Linked DNA regions of Homo sapiens: region 2 is linked to region 1. A link is a contact called in ENCODE Hi-C or POLR2A ChIA-PET data. All regions are on one chromosome and are shown on one strand. Each heading gives the region's core, a stretch centred on a gene start or an enhancer-like site at or near the end of the contact. The rest is flanking DNA. Distances are from core to core; before and after follow the strand shown. Region 1 overlaps HIVEP3 (HIVEP zinc finger 3). Region 2 holds the start of CLDN19 (claudin 19).

The links. Hi-C counts contacts between places; a loop is a spot of excess contacts on that map. ChIA-PET counts read pairs that join two places held with the same protein, here RNA polymerase II (POLR2A).
Region 2: a map of GM18951 shows a loop between it and region 1 (5-fold over the local background). The contact joins the promoter of CLDN19 here to the enhancer-like site in region 1. A Hi-C loop is called at or near these places in 1 of 168 maps with a recorded cell type or tissue (GM18951). POLR2A ChIA-PET finds 5 or more read pairs at or near these places in 1 of 52 experiments (Panc1).

What each region holds. Positions count from the first base shown.
Region 1 is chr1:41,899,227-41,904,538 of GRCh38, forward strand. The region is part of intron 1 of HIVEP3 (HIVEP zinc finger 3); the gene reads right to left. Among named protein-coding and RNA genes, the nearest start is that of HIVEP3, 17 kb to the right of the region's middle. Within about 2 kb of position 3,570, at least 5 of the 41 ENCODE cell types and tissues checked have a DNase peak (open chromatin) inside an H3K27ac peak, as active enhancers do.
Region 2 is chr1:42,737,365-42,742,427 of GRCh38, forward strand. It overlaps CLDN19 (claudin 19), which reads right to left and starts at 2,872. Exons shown (of 5, transcript NM_148960.3): 1 at 2,477-2,872; 2 at 1,057-1,221; 3 at 865-949. The coding sequence starts at 2,699. RefSeq lists an enhancer at 4,229-4,831.

The sequences.
Region 1 (5,312 bases), core at 2,320-4,819:
TGTGGGCTCTCATCTGATGTGGTTTATGCATCTCTAGGTGTTTTCAGTGTCTCTTGTCTATTTAATGGACTCCCAGAAGAGTAGGATGTCTACCTAAAAAGAAAAATTAACGTTTATACTCTCCTGATGATGTTTATGTGGAAGAAAACAAACATTTGTCAAATGTCTGTTTTTTATTTTATTTATTTATTTATTTAGAGATGGAGTTTCGTTCTTGTTGCCCAGGCTGGAGTGCAATGGTGCAATCTCGGCTCACTGCAGCCTCTGCTGCCCGGGTTTAAGCAATTCTCCTGCCTCAGCCTCCCGAGTAGCTGGGATTACAAGTGCCCGCCACTAGGTCCAGCTAATTTTTTGTGTTTTTAGTAGAGACGGGGTTTCACCACGTTGGCCGGGCTGGTCTTGAACTCCTGATGTCAGCTGATTGTCACTCATCCATTATACATCATTTAATCTGCCATGAGCTTAATAAGCATTATAGAGTCTAATCACCTAATGAGCACGCTCATGAAAGTGTCACCTTCATTGAATCATTTAACTCTCCTAGTAGCTCTATGAAGTACTATTATTACCCCCCAGCTTATAAGATAGGAAACTGAGGCTCTGAGAATAATCTGCCCAAGATCCTGTAAGTAGTAGGTCTAGAATTCAAGCCCAGCCTGATCTTTCTCCAAATCTACATTATTGTCCCTGAACCAAAACATTCTCAGGCCATGATCTTCTCCCCTGTCAGCAGAATCTGGAGCATCTCAGGGTTCATGTTGAATTACAAAGCCCTGCCCTAAAGCAGATTTATTGGAAGTCCAGTGCTTGTGAGAGTTATTCTGAAGGGAAAAAAAAATAAAATACATATATATATCTCAGAAAGCCTTCTCTGCCCAGGCCAATGCAGCCAGCTCCCTGCTTAAGAATAGCTGCCCATGGGCAGGGTTTCCTGGCCAGCAATTCAAGATGTGCCTGTGCCGGCTTTACTCTTTAATCTCAGTTTCCTCACCTTTAAAGTGGGTCCCACAAGCCCTGTCCTACAGGGCTGCTATAAGGATTTAATGTGATGAGAATCCTAACATAGCTAACAAAGTGCCTGGTACTGGGTGGTCAGTAAATGACAGTTATTGCTGCTATTACTTGGTAGACTCCCAAAAGTTATTCTCACATCCAGTGGAGGGAAGAGGAGGGAGCAATCCTCCCTTGGGGGTAGAGTATTTTGCATCAACAGGTTTTAGAATTTTTGGTGCAAGGTGAGAGTCAAAATCTAACAGACTTCGTTTATTATATTATTGCTTTTACGTTCTCTTCAGACAACGTACCCCCTTATTGCCTCTCCCTGGGCTGGGCCTCTCTATCCCTTCCCTCTCCCCACTCCCTGTGCTCCCACCTAGATCTCTTCCAAATTTCCCAGTAGAGAGGGAATAGAGAGGCAGTGGTGGTATCTTTCACCCCACATCCCAGTGGTGATCACAGCACTTCAGGGAAAAAGAAAGCAGCCTTCACACATATGGGCCTCCCTAAAAAGCTTCCCAGGAAAAAGGAAATGTGTGTGGAAAGGCCATAACTGGGAATGAATCATCTGTTAGGAAGGCTGAAGGAGAGGGAGAAAGGGGAGTGGCCGGAGGTGAGGCTGGAGAAGTAGGCAGGGCCCATCGCCTGGGGTGGTGCATACCTTGGGAAGAATTTTCAATTATCTTTAGTTCAGCAAGAAATTACAGACATGATTAGGGCCCATGCAAACATTCTGGAAGGGTCAAGGCAGGATGTGGGGGACCGGTGAGGAATCTCCTGCAGCAGTCAAGCAATGGTGGCCTGGAGAGGGAGTGGACGTCAGGATGGATAAGTGGATGGATTCATGCACTCGTCCTTAGGAGGAGGAATGCACAGGACTTGGTGACAGCTTAAGTGTAACAGGTGGTGGAGAGGAGAGGGTGAAGTCCGGCTTCTGGCCCAAGCAGCTTGGGGGACAGTGGTGCCCCTTCCTAAGACAGGGTGCATCTGAAGAGGAGAGACTCACAGGCTGAGGAAGGGGCTGGGGTGTGGGTTGGTCATGCATGTGGGAAGGTGCTGAGCCGAGTTATGCGTGTGTTGAGTCATCTAAGTGGAGATGCTAAGAAGGGGGCTGCATTTACAATCAGTTCTTCCAAAGAGGGGTCCAGATGAGATGCATGGAAACTAACACCAGGGGACGTGACACCTTCACCTAGGGGAAGACTACATTGTAAGAAGAGAAATCCTCAGACAGAGTCTAGGGAGCTGCGATCCTCAATAGCCAAGCAGAGGGGTGGTGGAGGCAGCAGAGAAGGCTATGCAGGAGAAGCCTGAAAAGCAGAGAGAAAACCAGGAGAGGCTGGTGCCTCAGAAGCCCAGGGAAGAAAACAAGATGCAGAGTTTTAAACTTCACAAAATGCCACTCAGAGGGCAAGAAAGACAAAGTTAGGACAATGTCACTGGCATTTATTAAGACGCAGGTCAGAGGTGCTCTTTTCAGGAGCAGGTGTGGCTGGGCATGCAAGGGCTGAAGCGGAGGAGGGAGGTGACACCATGCACACAGCCCAGGAGGCTGCCTCACTCACACCCCACTTGCTTAGCCCCACTCACTTAGCCTATTTCCTTCACAGCCATTATCTTAATGTGTGCTGTCTTGCTTCTTTGTTTACTTGTGAATTGCCTTCTTCCCTTAAGGTCTGTTAGGGCGAGCTCCTTGTCTGCTCTATTCACAGCTGTACCCCAGCACCTAGGAGGATGCTTGACACAGAACAGGGATTCAATACCTGTTGGGTATTGAATGAATGAAACAGAAGCAGAGTAAAGTCTGGCTAAGAAGTGAGGAGGGGGAGAGCTGCAAAGCCCAGAAACTACCCACAAGAATGAGCCAGTGGTGAGGAGGAGGGGTGGGTTACTGTCCCTGGGAAGTGGGACCCCCAGTTTAAGTGGAGGCTTAGGGCAGAATCCTGGACACTAAAAGGAATGCTTAAAAGGGAATTTGAGGCATTTTCTGGTCTGAAAGACATCCGGCCCACATTGCTTTCACTTAGGTCATGTTCCCCCAAAGGAAATCCTGAGATAAGGATTCCTAGATGAGTGATTCATTGAAGAAATGTCCCCAGAGTGGTCGGTAGGAGAGTGGAGAAGCAGGACAGAAAGGGGAGAGGCCAAGCCAAGCATGACCTCAGGCCACATCCCAGCCTCAGCCTGACCCCAGGGAGGGTCCTGGAATGTAAACCGAACCTCCTGCAAGTTTGTACACCCCCACCCCCCACTGCCAGGGCAAGGTGGCTGACCTTTCATATTCCCACCCTAATTAATATTGGCTACAGACTGTCATGGCCAGGACAGAAACTCCCAGCCACTCCAACTCTCTTGGCAAGAGGGTAATCCTTTGAAGAAGGCGATGGGGCAAAGCTTTAGAAACAGAGGCTACAGAAGCTGCAGGATGGGCACACAGAAGTGGCCGAAGTGATCCAACGCCATCTGAGCAGAGCGCCGGCAATGTCTGCTACTAAATTGGGATAGAGTTTTTTATGGATTACCCTGGAAGAGCACACCAAACAAACCACTTCATTCTGAGGGCCTGGACGGTGCAGGGATAGCTACCATTTAGAATCGTTTCAGTTTCTATTCCGGTAAAGAATCCTTCAAAGAAAGACATCGAGGCTCTTACAGTGCAGAGAGGTGCTCTTCTTGGACAACTATAGGGTGTGAACGTAGCACAGCTACTAAAAGTGAATGTGACACAACAATTAAGAGAGTATGGTGAGTATTTAGAAATACTTAGAAGTCAAAGCATAAAAAACTGGATAACTTGGGTTACATTCCTGAGACATGTTTATTATTATCACAGTACTGTGATATTGTAGAATCTGGAGAAATAAAATCAATTGAAATAAAATAAAATACATCTACCAACTACCATTTACTGAACACCTGCTATGGATCCAACTCTGTGCTAGAAATGAAGCAGCATCTCCCTTGCTCAAAGCTGATTTTCAGGCTGGGAACTAGATGGGGCTCCTGAAGCAATTCAAGAACAAGGCAAAAACAGATCTATGGAGGTCACATAGGATGATGATTAAGAGTTGAGCCAGGCTCAGCAACTGCCTAGGATCACTCCCATTTCTGCTGCCAGACTCTCTGTGCCTCAGTTTCCCCATCTGAAAAATTGAGATACTAAGAGTCTTTACTTCACAAGATTCCTGTGAAGGTAACAGGAGGTGATGTGTGCAAGGTCCTTAGTATGGTGCTGATGAATGCAGTGAGCACTGAGGCCTTGTTATTCTGCAATTATTACTGGAGGTGAGGCTAGAAAAGACCACACTTGCCCGACTTGTCCTACCTTTCTCTCCTCAGGAGGGACCAAGACATTTATGCCTGGTTATGAGGTGACATTAGAAAAGAAATCAAAAAGCATCTGTCCTTGTTTCTTGAAGCCAGATGCAACCAAGCTAAGCCTGAACCAAGAGTTGATGGGCAGCTGGGTGGTGTGCTCCTCTGTTGAGCTGGCCAGGAGCTAAGGCTGATGGCTTTCTGTCCAGGGAGCCGTTTAGACTCAGAGTACACACATGCTTGCCTCTTAAAAGAGTATTGGGTCAGCAAGGATGCACTGGGAAAGCCATCAGCATCTTTGCATCCCTACTGACCATTTCCTGCCCAGCACACTGGAGCCAGTGCTGACCATTTTCCTTTTTTTTTCTTTTTTTTTTTTTTTGAGACAGTCTCTTTCTGTCACCCAGGCTAGAGTGCAGTGATACAATCTTGGCTCACTGCAGCCACCTCCTGGGTTCAAGTGACTCTCATGCCTCAGCCTCCTGAGTAGCTGGGATTACAGGCATGTGCCACCATGCCCAGCTAATTTTTACATTTTTAGTAGAGATGGGGTATTGCTACGTTGCCCAGGCTAATCTCGAACTCATGGCCTCAAGTGATCTGCCTACCTCGGCCTCCCAAAGTCTTGGGATTACAGGCCTGAGCCACCGTGCCTGGTCCTGACCATTTTCTGATTGGCAGCAGCAGGAGGGCCCCAGGGTCAAACAATGCAGTCACACAGGCCTGTGCTTTAACTGTGCCTCCCCACACAGCTTGGTGACCCCGGGCCAGTGACTTTGACCTCTGAAGCCTCAATTCCCTTGACTGTAAAAGAGGTCCTGACCTTGGCTGCACATTAAAATCACTGGGGGAGTGTTTAAAAGTCCAAATACCCAGGGCTTGCCCAGACCAACAAAATCAGAACCCCCTGATGAGACCTACTGCTGTAAGGTAAAATGGTCATCTTCTACTCCCAGAAGTGGAATTAAGGGAGACTATCCATGGAAGGTGCTTACCGCCAT
Region 2 (5,063 bases), core at 1,622-4,121, 840 kb after region 1:
ATCTTCCTGTGGTTGCAAGGCCCTCCACGATCTGCCCTTATTCTCAAGTTTCTTCCTGGCCCAGAATAACTGCTGCCTCCTGCAGGAAGTCATCTCAGCCCTGCTGCCACCAGCAGAAATGAAAACAGCTCAGGCTTGCTGGGTACTGTCCAGGGCCCGGGCACGGTGCCACACCCTCACCTGCATCCTGCTGGATCCTGACAACCATGTGTGAACTGGTGCTCAGGTTCTAGCTCCATTTCACAGAGGAGGAAACTAGGCACAGAAAGATTAAGTAACTTGCCCAGGTGACACAGTGCATGCAAAGCTGGGATTGATTGATCGTTTGATTTTTTTGAGACAAAATCTCACTCTGTCACCCAGACTGGAGTGCAGTGGCGCAATCTCGGCTCATTGCAACTTTTGCCTCCCGGGTTCAAGCTATTCTCCTGCCTCTGCCTCCCGAGTAGCTGAGATTACAGGCGCCCGCCACCATGCCCAGATATTTTTTGTATTTTTAATAGAGACGGGGTTTCACCATGTTGGCCAGGCTGGTCTTGAACTCCTGACCTCAGGTGATCCACCCATCTTGGCTTCCCAAAGTGCTGGGATTACAGGCGTGAGCCACTGCACCCAGCCAGAGCTGGGATTGAAACCCAGAGCCAGGGCACTTAGGTCCTTAGAGAGTCCTTGCTGCACCTGGGTGCCCATCACAGGCCTCCCGCCCCTATGGAGGGCCCCACCACACTCCTCCTGGCGCCCCCCTTTAAAGCTTCTTGGACAGCAGCTGGATCCTGTCCCCACTTCCCCCGCCAGGTGATCCAGTGGACAAAGGTCAGTGGCCCCAGAGGAGGTAAAGCAAAAGACCCAAGCCCTGGCACCCACCTGGCATTGACAGGTGTGCTTGGGTTGAAGAACTCCTGGGTCACCAGGGTGGCATACCACGAGACAGCAGTCAAAGTGCAGAGGCCTAAAGACAAAGCAGAGGGGCGCTCAGCTCTGCTCTGGCCCCCCGAGGCCACTGGGGCTGGGGCTGCCTGCCATGGTTGTGATTGTGCAGGAGTGAGGGGCACTCACCTGCCAGGATGAAGAGGGCTCCCCCGGCGATGGCAACACGGCCCTTGGCAATGGGGTTGCTGTCTCCCACCCGCGTACACTTCATGCCAACTACGCTGAGGACCATGGCCACGAAGCCCAGGAGCACGGCCACCACCATCAGGGCCCGCGCTGATTGGATGTGACCTAGGGTGGGCGGGATGACACTGAGTCGGGCTGGCGGGGATGGGGGTTGGGTCGGTGCCTGGGGTCGGTGGAAGGAGCCCAGCTTGAGAGGGGCTTGAGCAGGAGCTGGCCTGGGGGGTCAGACCACCTTCTGGCAGGTGCAGGATAGTGAGGAGTGACAGCCCGGGCATGAGGACAGGGTGTGGGGGTGAGAGTCCCCTTCACTGTCAACGCCATTCTCCACTCGCCCTTGCAGGCTTTTCCGGTAGTATGATTCACTCTGCTGTTGCTTTCTGGCCTGGGGACTCCCTCTTGGGCTTGGCCCATCCTCCCAAGCAGCTGAGGGCAGCTCCAGGGTCCCCTCAGGTTTGGTAGGTGGAAGAGCTGGGGGTATCTGAGGCCCAGCTCAACTCAGCCTGAGCCCCGCAGCAACCCCTCCCCAGCAGCCATTCAGACAACAGTCACTTTCCCCTCTGCCCATGGCAGCTGGAAGCTTGCCTCTTCACGGGTGCATGGGTCCATCCTGGGCCCTGGGGGGTGCTCAGGAGACCTGGGTCCCTCAGCGAGGCTAGATGACCTGCCTGAACTGACCTGCCTGAACTGGCACAATGGGGCTGGTTGAAGGCCGCTCTGCTCCCAGCTCCCATGGGGAGCAGATTGTCCCTGGGGGCTCCTGGGCAGATTGCAGGTGGATCACCTCCACCCCAGAGTTAGAACTTCGGCGGTGCCTGTCAGGCTCATCTCCACACCCCAGAAGGAGAGGGACTGCATGCAGACACACCTGTCTGTGCATGCATGTGCACGTGTGTGCGTGTGCATGCGTGTTTGCATGCATGTGCATGCACCCATATGCTGGCACACAGGCCTGGGAGCAGGACTAGGGAGCAGGTGTGCATCATACAGTGTGTGTCTGTCTACTGACTGTGGGGAGAAGTGGATGAAGGGTCTTAACTGAGTCTTTCAGAGTGCCACAGGTATTAGTATTCCCCTTTAGAGATGAGAACATCACAATGGGAAGAGGTTTGGTGACTAGTTCAAAGTTATAGTGACAGAGCAGGAATCTGGACCCACAGCCGCCAGACCCTAGAGCCCTCCCCTCCCACAGGGCAGCAGGCTGGCCTGGACCGTCAATGGGCACAGGGCAGTAGTGGGGGAATTGTAGAGCGGAGGCTGGAGGTTGGAGCCCAGCGCAGATAGCAGACTGTGAGGAAAACTTGCTCCAGACTCCCCTGCTGTTCCCACCTCCCATCTCCCACCCCGCCGGCCTGGGGCCTACCGTCCAGGGCGAGCAGCGAGTCGTAGAGCTTGCACTGCACTTGCCCAGTGCTCTGGGAGGCGCAGGACATCCAGAGCCCTTCATAGAGGCCCACGGCAGTGATGATGGCGTCGCCTGCGTAGGAAGACTGCTTCCACTGTGGCAGGGCTGTGCTAGCAATGATGCCCACCCAGCCACCCAGGGCCAAGAAGTAGCCCAGGAGCTGGAGGCCTGAGTTGGCCATGGCCCAGGAGAGAGGACCGAGGGTCCCAGGACTCAGAGCTGGGCCAGGGTGCCAGCAGGGGCTTTGGTCATGGCCAGGTGGGAGGAGCAGCTGGGCAGGGGGAGCAGCGAGAAGGAGGGTCAGAGGCAGAGAAGGAGAGGTGGTGCGGCGGCAGCGGCTGGAGCAAAGGCAGTGGCTCTGGACTCCAGAATGCAGGGGGAGGCCCAGGGGCTGGAAAAGGCCAGGGCCCGCCCACAGCAGCCGCCTAAGCCAGAGCAGGGTCCCCAGCAAAGCTCATGCCCAGCCCCCTGGGGGCGGAGGGCCGGCCCATGGCCCAGGTGGTGTCCCTGCCCCGCCCCGTTCCGCAGGGATAGGGAAGGGAGGGGCTGAGAGGAATGACCCAGCTGCCCTCTGGGCCTTTCCCCACAGGGAAACCCCTTTAGGAACCTGATTCGGGTGTCCTAAAATTCGGATAATCCCTAACCCAAACACCAGCCCTGGGAGGATGGACTTTGCTCTTGCAAGGCTGATCTAACCCTTGGGGTTTTCTGCCCTTTGACTTTAGGACAGAAGGGAAAGGAATGCCAGTTTGCAGCGGGTAAAACTAGAGTTAGATGTCAAGGATAACTTTTTGGCAGGGGCTCTGAAGCTGGATGTGGGGAGGCTGAGCTAGCGGTGGGGTGTTGGGAAGAGGGGTCATGGGTACCTGGGAGCTGTGTGTGCCAAAAATCAGGGAGGCCAGACCAGGAAATATGTACTGTGGGGTCTTTTTGAGATCTGAGGGGGACAGAAAAGGGGCCCTATCGAGGCTGGGCCAGCGCTGGCTGCCGGCCAGCAAGGGGCCTGGTGGGGAGCTGGGGAGACAGCCCCAACCTTCTGGCATCAGCCTGAAGGAAGGCGGATTGCTCAGCCCCTTAATCCCCTTGCTGGCTGGCTTAGTAGCTCCTGCTGGGACTGGAACACTGGGCCCTGGCCCCCAACTCTAGAGCAGCCTGGCGCGGAGCAGTGGCCTCTGCACATTCCCGGGGTTCAGGCTGCCCGCTCCGAGCACCCCCACCTCCCTCTTCTCTCTCCCAGTCTCTCTTGGTCTTCAGGAGTAGGGGAATGTTTAACTCTCTTCCACCTCATTAGCAATCCCCTCACGTTCAAGTGGGCCCCACTGCAGCGTGGGTGCAGAAGGAATGTCACAACCCTGCTTCCACTCCTGCCAGCCCCCCGCCGCCCCCTCCGTCCCCAACAGCCCACCCACCCTTCCTGGACTGCACTGGGGGAAGGCAGGGTCCTGCTGCAGACCCCTGCTGGCTTCCTCCCCCACAGCCCCAACCCCCCTCTGAAGGGACAAGTCCCCAGCCCGCTCTTGCATTCTTCACGTGGCTATGCAAACGAGAGGGTGCCAGGCGCTGAGCAGACAATGGCAGCCCTGTGTGCCCGCCCAGGGCGTAGGCCTCTGGTATGGCCTGCAGCTCTGGCCAGAGATGGGGGAGTGGTCTGCCATCTGAGGGTCAAGGGTGGGCACTGCTTGACCTGTGGTGGTGCACACTGGGACCCTCAGGCTCTCTGTGCTGGGAGGGTCAGAGCCACGTGGATCCGAGCACACACAGACCTGCTTCCTGGACGACCTGTGGGTCCCAAGACCAAATGGGGTCTAGGACAGTGGCAGAGAAGTAAGTCCTGAGCTCAGATTCTTCTACCACAATGACAAGACAGTAGGATTGAGGGGAGCCTCCTCCATCCTACTGGGGCCGCAATGGGCACCCTGTGACCAGTGCATTAATTTAAGCATGTGGGCCACTGTTGCAGGCAGCAGGCCTCCTAACAGTAAGGAGACCACGGCAGAGGGAGGTAATAGACCCCCAGCCAGGAAACAGCAGGAAGGGCTTTCCGCTTGAAACTGTGTGGTGCTGGCCCCTGTGGTCTCTCTCCCACACTCCTCCCTTTTTGAGGGAGGCACCAGGTCCAGATTGAAGGGGGCTGCGGGCAGTGACAAGATGCTCCCCAGGGGTGACCTGAATGACTGTGGTGCCTCAGGGTCCTCACTCTAAATGGGAGGTTTGCTTCATGGAGTTGTGGTGGTCCGTTAAAGTAAGCGATGTCTGGGGAGGGCAGGGGCCTGGTGCTGGGTAGCTGCTCCGCATATGCTCCTCCAAAGGCAAAGTCCTCCTTCTCTCCACGCTGGGCCTTGGCCCCTTTTCCCCGCCATCTGCAGGCGCTCTCTCTGTAGGGAAGATCCAGGGGTCATTCTGGTTTCAGGGGGACCTGGGTCAGGAGCCCAGAGGCCAGTCAGAAGCATGCCTCAGAGACCATGGGCTGCGGCCCCCTCCATTGACAATTTGAGGGCCAAAGAGAGAAAGGGAGCCACGGGTCCACAGGGCCACAGAGCCAGCA